Regions from separate parts of the Homo sapiens genome. Here region 2 is linked to region 1. Evidence: chromatin contacts called from ENCODE Hi-C or POLR2A ChIA-PET data. All regions are on one chromosome and are shown on one strand. Each heading gives the region's core, a stretch centred on a gene start or an enhancer-like site at or near the end of the contact. The rest is flanking DNA. Distances are from core to core; before and after follow the strand shown.

Region 1 (3,260 bases), core at 155-2,654:
TCCTCTCCCTCACTCCAGTGAGCACCCAGGTGTCCCCAGCCAGGATGGACTTCGAGTGGGCTTCTCTGGTTTCCTGGCCTTGGTTTCCCCATCTGCAGAACAGGATGCTGCAGAGGGGCAAGTCAGTGACCCATAAGGGTCTACCTCTCAAGAGGAACTTTCTCCTGACATTGTGTCCGGGGGCAGAGCCCGGTGGGCCTTGATAAATGCTTGTTGCCTGGAAGCCCCAAGCAGGCACAGGAGCTTAGATCCACCCAGCTGGCGACCACAGGGCTCAGAGGCAGTTCTTTTCTGTTTAGTCATAGCGGGGGCCCAGGTCCTGCTTTAAGAAGTTAACAGCAAACTGGGAGATGGGACTGTCCACCTTCGGGCTGGCCCCACGTGGGGTCACGGGCAGTCTTGTCTGGAGGCCGGCGGCTGGACTGAACTGGCTTCTGGACAGAAAGATTCCTGGAATATTAAGGGCCGAAGGTGCTTTCAGGTCCCCTATCTACCCGCTCTGCCTCAACTGGTTTTACTCTGAGGAGCCTGGGGCCCATCAGTGTTTTGTTCAAGGCCAAGGGGCACTGGGCTGGGTCCAGGTCCCAGGGGGGCTTTGCTCCCAGGCAGGGCTGCAGCTCACAGGAACCGAGGGGTGAGTGTCTGGGCTTGCAACACCTGTGAGACCCAAGGGTGGGTAGATGGATGGCAGGAGGGACATCGCAGACCACAGGGACAGCGCTGTGTCCTGTGTTTCTTAATAAAAGAACAAATGGCTAGCGGATTATGGAGGCACCTACAGGTGAGGTGACATTTTTAAACTGTTGAGGTCAATGATGGAGAACTGCGGTTACTAACCCCAGGAATGGAGGAGATGGAGGCTCCAGTCTCTGGAGTAAAAGGGTCAAAGGCCTAGAGAGCAAAGGGTCTCAGGCATAAAGAGAGGAAGGGTGCGCTGAGGGAGGCATGCAAGAGACAGCTTGTTGAGGGGCAGGCTGGGATCTTCCATTTGTTCTACACCTGCTATGTTCAGGCACCAGGCCAGGCCCTATGCAGTGCTAATTTTCTTCATCCTTAAAAGGCTCAGAGAGGTGAAGCAAATTGCCCAAGGTGACACAGCCGGAAAGCTGCTGGGCTGAGATTCAAACCCTCTACCTTTCCAGCTGTTAATGTGCTGTTCTTTGCACTCCCCATGACTGGCAGTCAGAGCTTCCTGGTAGTCCCCACCTCCGGCTGTGACTGGGCCCCAGGAGATGACCTTCTTGTTCCACCCAACCTGCCCAAATCCAGTCACTTACATCACTGGGCTCCCTGCACACCGGCCACCTTTGGGAGGTGACACGCACCTGGTGGCCAGCAGAGGTCGCCCTTCGCCACAAGAGCGCCACTCAGCTGGGCCGCTGCCTCCGCCTCCGGGCTCCTGGACTCCTTTAAGCCTTTACAAGTCGCTACAAATCCTCCGTGGCTGCAGCTCTATAGCCGGAGAGGCCGGGCTCCCGCCCAACAGATCACTGTCGGCCTGGCCCCAGGTGCACCCGTGGCCTCAGCCCTTCCTACTGCCCCTGAATGGGGGGTGAGACCAAGCAGGCTACCCCCATCCCGGCTCAGGACCCCCGCCATGTCTCCTGGTCAGAGCAGCCAGGAGCCATGCAAAGCTAATCAGCATGGGGGATCAGGACCCTGCTTTGCTGAGTGAATAGGGCAGAGAGCTGGACCTCCATTTCGCTGTCTGCAAAGCACAGGATCGGGCTGGCCAGCCTTTGGCAGCCTGTCAAATACCAGCCTCTTAGGATTCCCTGTGAGGAGCTCCGGCTGTTCAGAAAACACCATCCCCACAAGAGGAGAATGCCTGCTTTTGAAGCTGCAAAGCCTGTCCCAAGGCAGGTCCATGGGGAGGCTGAAGGCCCGGCAGCCCCGGGAGCTGTTCTTCCAGGGCAGCCCAAGGCCAAGACGCTGCCCCTTTCACAGCTCTGTGCTTCTTCTTGCACCTTACGCTTGGCTGGGCTTAGTTGGGCAAATGGAAGTTTTTGGATGGTAACATGGGGTCAGCTCGGTCTTCCCAACTCCCGTGGGACGTCTTTCGGGACCAAGCTTCCATTTACACTTCTCACCACCCAGCAGAGCGAGGGTGTCTATGCTTAGCGGCGCCTGGTGCAGAAGACTAGTTCAAGAAAAGTTAGCGGCTATTATGTATAGAGGGCTGCTTGGAGGATAGAACGTTGAGAGCTGAAAAGGCCTGGGAACACCTGCCTCATGCCCTCATGCAGCAGGGTGGGAAGCGGAGGTGGGGAGAGGAAGAGGACACGGAGGGCATCGTGAGCAGAGCTGGGCTGGAGCCCCTCTGACAGGTCCAAATAGAGCCCTGGATATCTCTGGGCTGCCAAGTCAGCAAGGAGAGAAGCATCTCAACGGTCTCAACGGCTGGGGGAGGCAAACAGCCCTCAGGGGGCTCCTCACTGGACACAGGGATGAGGTGCTTCTAGCTGCCCCACAGAAATGTGGAGCTCCACAGGCAGCTAGCTCCCAAGGGTGGCAGCCAACCGAACAGTCAGCTGTCCCAACACAAGTGTTTTATTTCCCACCTTTGAGGCCTCACTAGTTCATCAGTCCACATAATGCACACGCACCCAGAGAGAGGCGTCTGCACAGCACACGTGTGCATAGGCACATACACATGTGACCCCTTGCATACTTCACAGCAGGTATGTGCACATGCTGGATGCCAACACAGATGCACTTGAGCACACACATCTCATGACAGCTTGCACAGGCAAGTGGGGGTCCCCGGGGAGCTGTGTGAGCAGTGGTGTGCAGAAATGATTCAATCACCATGCACATCTGCAGCTTAGGTCCCCTGGGGCAAGCGGTGCCAGTGGCAGGAGTGGGCAGCTCTGCCTACAGCCCGCGAGCAGAGGCTGCGTTCCAAGACACAGCCAGAAGGGAAAGCCTAGGGGTCCAGAGGACATCCCAGACAGCCCCTTCATCAGCCTTAGACTCCCAAAGGGACAAACTTCATGAGCCCTGGGCTCAGCAATGACCTGCCAACCTGCACATGTCAGCATCAGTTGGGATCCTTTTCGGCCTGGCCCCTAGCCCTCACTACTCTCAGTCACATCCCTTGTCCCCAACGTGGGGCTGCTCCCTGCCTCCCGGACTGTGCTCTGAAGATCGCACCTCCATGTCTTTGCCTCTGACTGTCCCTCTGCCCGCAATGCCTGGACACCTCCCATCCATCAGGGTATGGCTCAACTGTCACTCTTTCGTGCTCTTTCTTGGTTTCC
Region 2 (3,422 bases), core at 765-3,264, 100 kb after region 1:
CTTCTGGGCTCATCTCCTCCCCCTCTCCTCCAGACCCACCCTCTACATTCAGCTTCCTTTCTCCAGCAACCTTCAGAGGCAGCAAGGCTGGTGGAAGCTGAGGACCTGTGTCAGGCCAGGAGCCAGGTCCAAATCCCAGCCCCGCAACTGAAGCAAAGCATGTAACTGTCCTAAGTTCTGCTCAATTACCTCCCCTATAAAACAGAGGGGAGAGGCCTGTGGCCCCACCTGCCTCACGGGGATCTGCAGGTTCAGCAACAGAGGAGACATCCCTAGATGGCCACACGTAGTACACACAAGGTGCCTTTAGCGCTGCTGTCTGCTGGTGCTTCAAACTGACCACCAGGACACAGATGCAGGGACCCCAGCAGCCCCAAGATGTGGATCTGAGAAAGGCTTAGAACAATGAAGTCTGGCCTCTGAGGAAGAAATTGATTGCACCCTGAAGATTAACCGGGAGCCACACGGGGTGCGGGGGTCTGCACGATGTGTCCAGATGAACAGGTACCGAGGGGCCTCCTCACGGTAGCCTTTGTTAGGTGCGTTCCAAGCCCAAGGTAATAGATCAGGCGCCTGGAGAAGATGGGAAGCAGCATAGATCTGCACTCAGAGCAGTCAGGTAAGAAGGATGAGGCCTCCCTTACCTAACCGGAGAGACCTGCCTGACACCCGGAAAGGCCGCATGGCCAGGTGAGAACTGGTTAGGTCAGGAGAATGGGGTTGGCTCTGCACAAGGGTTATTGCCAAAAAGCAAAGGGGTAAAGAAGTGGGCCTGGAAGGGGCGGTCTTCTAACTATCGGTATCATGGTTATTGTTTTTTATAACAGTACTATTGAAATTAAATCAGGAAAATATTTGACTTGATAGCGTTCTGCCCTCAAAACAGATGTTTTTCCCTTGAAATGTATGTTATAGACATGACTGATTTATGAGCATTCACCATGTGGCCAGCCCTATGCTGAGCACTAAGTGTACATGAGCATATTTTGTCTTTCCAACAACCTTAATCGTTCCCACTTTCTACCCATGAAAACTGAGGTCCTGAGAGGAAGTCAAATGCCCAAGGTCCCACAAGTGGAAGACACAGGATATGAACCTAGGCTGGTCTGAGAGTCAGAGCTCCTGTAGCCAGCTGGGCAGGGACAGCCCTCTCTGGTCCAAGGGCCCCAGGCCTCTGATCAGCATCCAGCGCCACTGCTTGCTTGCTTTCTCTCTCTCTCTTTTTTTTTTTTTTTCCAGGAGGGGCAGGGTCTTGCTCTGTCACACAGGCTGGACTGCAGTGGCGCAACTGTGGCTCACTACAGCCTCGACCTCCTGGGCTCAAGCAATCTTCTCATCTCAGCCTCCCCAGTAGCTGGGACTAAAGGTGCACACCACCATGCTCAGCTAGTTTTTGTATTTCTGGTAAAGACAGGGTTTCACTGTGTTGCCCAGGCTAGTCTCGAACTCCTGAGCTCAAGCGATCCGCTCACCTTGGCCTCCCAAAGTGCAGGGATTAGAGGCGTGAGCCACTGTGCACCTGGCCTAGCCCCATTGCTTTCTGAAGAAGACAGTGATGCCCAGCGAGGCCTTGGTCTTGTCCAAAATCACTCTGTCATCCCACAGCAGGGCAGGGACAACGGACAGATACATCTACTGTTGACTTCATCTCACTTCATTCTCAAAATAACCTGGGAAGTAAGCAGTACCCATTTCATGGCCAAGGAATCTGGCTCTAGAAAGCCAAAGTAACCGACAGTGGCAGTGTGCGAGAAGGTTTGAACCCAGGCCGCTGAGCTCTGCAGACTGTCTGGCAGCCTCTATGCAATGACCCCAGTTTCCTGAGATCTGGCTCTGGCTCCAGCTCCCTCCGGGTTGCAGGGAGAGCAGAGGCCGCCTTGGCCCCAGCGTTCGTGGCCTTCTGAGTCGCCCGTGGGCTCTGCACCTGGCATGCAATGCCAGCAGCCTCGGTAAACAGGCCCGGCTGCAGCCGGACTCACCCGGCTCGCTTGTGCCGAGGAAGCCAGGTCGGAGGAAGGGTTCCTTGGCATTTCCAGCAGCAGCGCTCTCTTACTCAATTAGGCCCTTTCTGTCCAAAGGGCAGCTGTGACGTGTGGAACAGGTCTGTGGTGTCAATATGAACCCAGCATTGTACAGCTGGGGACATACAATGCCCTCGGTCGACTGTTTATTTATAAATCCACCCAGTGCTCACTGCGGCCTTTACACTCAGCTCTTTCCCAAAATGCAAATTGGCTTCTTCCTGTAAGTCAAACCGACTTGCTCGAGCTGATAAAAATCATCCCAAACGGGCTCTTTTATCTCCCCAATACACAAAGTCCTCTGCACCCACACCTCCTAGAAAGAGGAAGACTGTCTGTCTGCAGAGTGCTTGCGGCAGGGATGGCCCAGAGAGAGGCCCTGAAGAGGCACGCAAGGGCATGGGAGGGTGTGCATAGGGTAGTGGGAGCCAGGATCTAAACTCACAGGCCTGCATTCAAATCCTGCCTAAAACGCCTTCTGGCTCTGTGGCCCTAATCACTCTGAGCACATCACGTACGCATGTGTGTAAAACTGGGATACAGGCCAGGCGTGGTGGCTCACACCTCTCATCCTAGCACTTTGGGAGGCCAAAGTGGGTGGATCACTTGAGGTCAGGAGTTCAAGACCAGCCTGGCCAACATGGTGAAACCCCATCTCTACTAAAAATACAAAAATTACCCAGGCATGGTGGCAGGCGCCTGTAATCCCAGTTACTCGGGAGGCTGAGGCCGGAGAATCGCTTGAACCCAGGAGGCAGGATTGCAGTGAGCTGAGATCACGCTACTGCACTCCAGCCTGGGCAACAGAGTGAGACTCTGTCTCAAAATAAATAAATAAATAAATAAATAAATAAATAAATAAATAAATAAATAAATAAAATAAAACTGGGGTACAGCAGTCCTTCCCGCGTAGGGTTCTTCAGAACAGTAAATGAGATAATGCACATAAACTGCATGGCACAGTGCAGAGAACCTAAAGCATCCCCTGAATATGTGTGTGTGTGTGTGTGTGTGTGTGTGTGTGTGTGTGTGTTGGGGGTGGGGGGGGTGGTAGAAAGAATAATAATTATCTGAAGCTTGGACCTGCCACTCATTCATTCTCTTGCTGGGTACTCTCTGTACCTCAGTTTCCCCCACTGCTCTTTGAACCCCCAGGAACCTCTCTCCTACTGGCTGGTAGCTCAGCCCCTCAACTGCTTGCATTGTATTCAAACGGCTTTGGGGGTGCTGCTTCCGGTACTGTCTCCTCACTATCTCAAGGGCTCTATTATCAGAAAATCAAAATCTGTTCCAAAAGAAAAAAAACAAAATACACCCATCTTACAGAAAAGCGAGCTACCTGACCACCCCTCTGCCAGCTGGTGTCCAGATTTCAAAGAGCCACGAGCATCACTTAAAGGC

The links. A loop is a pair of places that touch in the nucleus more often than their neighbours do. ChIA-PET counts read pairs that join two places held with the same protein, here RNA polymerase II (POLR2A). Pooled maps may share reads with other maps.
Region 2: a map of right lobe of liver shows a loop between it and region 1 (2.2-fold over the local background). The contact joins two enhancer-like sites. A Hi-C loop is called at or near these places in 10 of 168 maps with a recorded cell type or tissue (HCT116, HL-60/S4, HepG2 and 6 more), 2 of 37 single-sample maps with no recorded cell type and 5 of 50 pooled maps. POLR2A ChIA-PET finds 5 or more read pairs at or near these places in 5 of 52 experiments (HCT116, HepG2, OCI-LY7 and 2 more).

What each region holds. Positions count from the first base shown.
Region 1 is chr10:79,193,700-79,196,959 of GRCh38, reverse strand. The region is part of intron 4 of ZMIZ1 (zinc finger MIZ-type containing 1); the gene reads right to left. Among named protein-coding and RNA genes, the nearest start is that of ZMIZ1, 130 kb to the right of the region's middle. RefSeq lists an enhancer at 1,066-1,155. Within about 2 kb of position 1,404, at least 23 of the 41 ENCODE cell types and tissues checked have a DNase peak (open chromatin) inside an H3K27ac peak, as active enhancers do.
Region 2 is chr10:79,092,768-79,096,189 of GRCh38, reverse strand. All of the region lies in intron 1 of ZMIZ1 (zinc finger MIZ-type containing 1), which reads right to left. Among named protein-coding and RNA genes, the nearest start is that of ZMIZ1, 26 kb to the right of the region's middle. RefSeq lists cis regulatory regions at 1,976-2,476, 2,002-2,505. Within about 2 kb of position 2,014, at least 24 of the 41 ENCODE cell types and tissues checked have a DNase peak (open chromatin) inside an H3K27ac peak, as active enhancers do.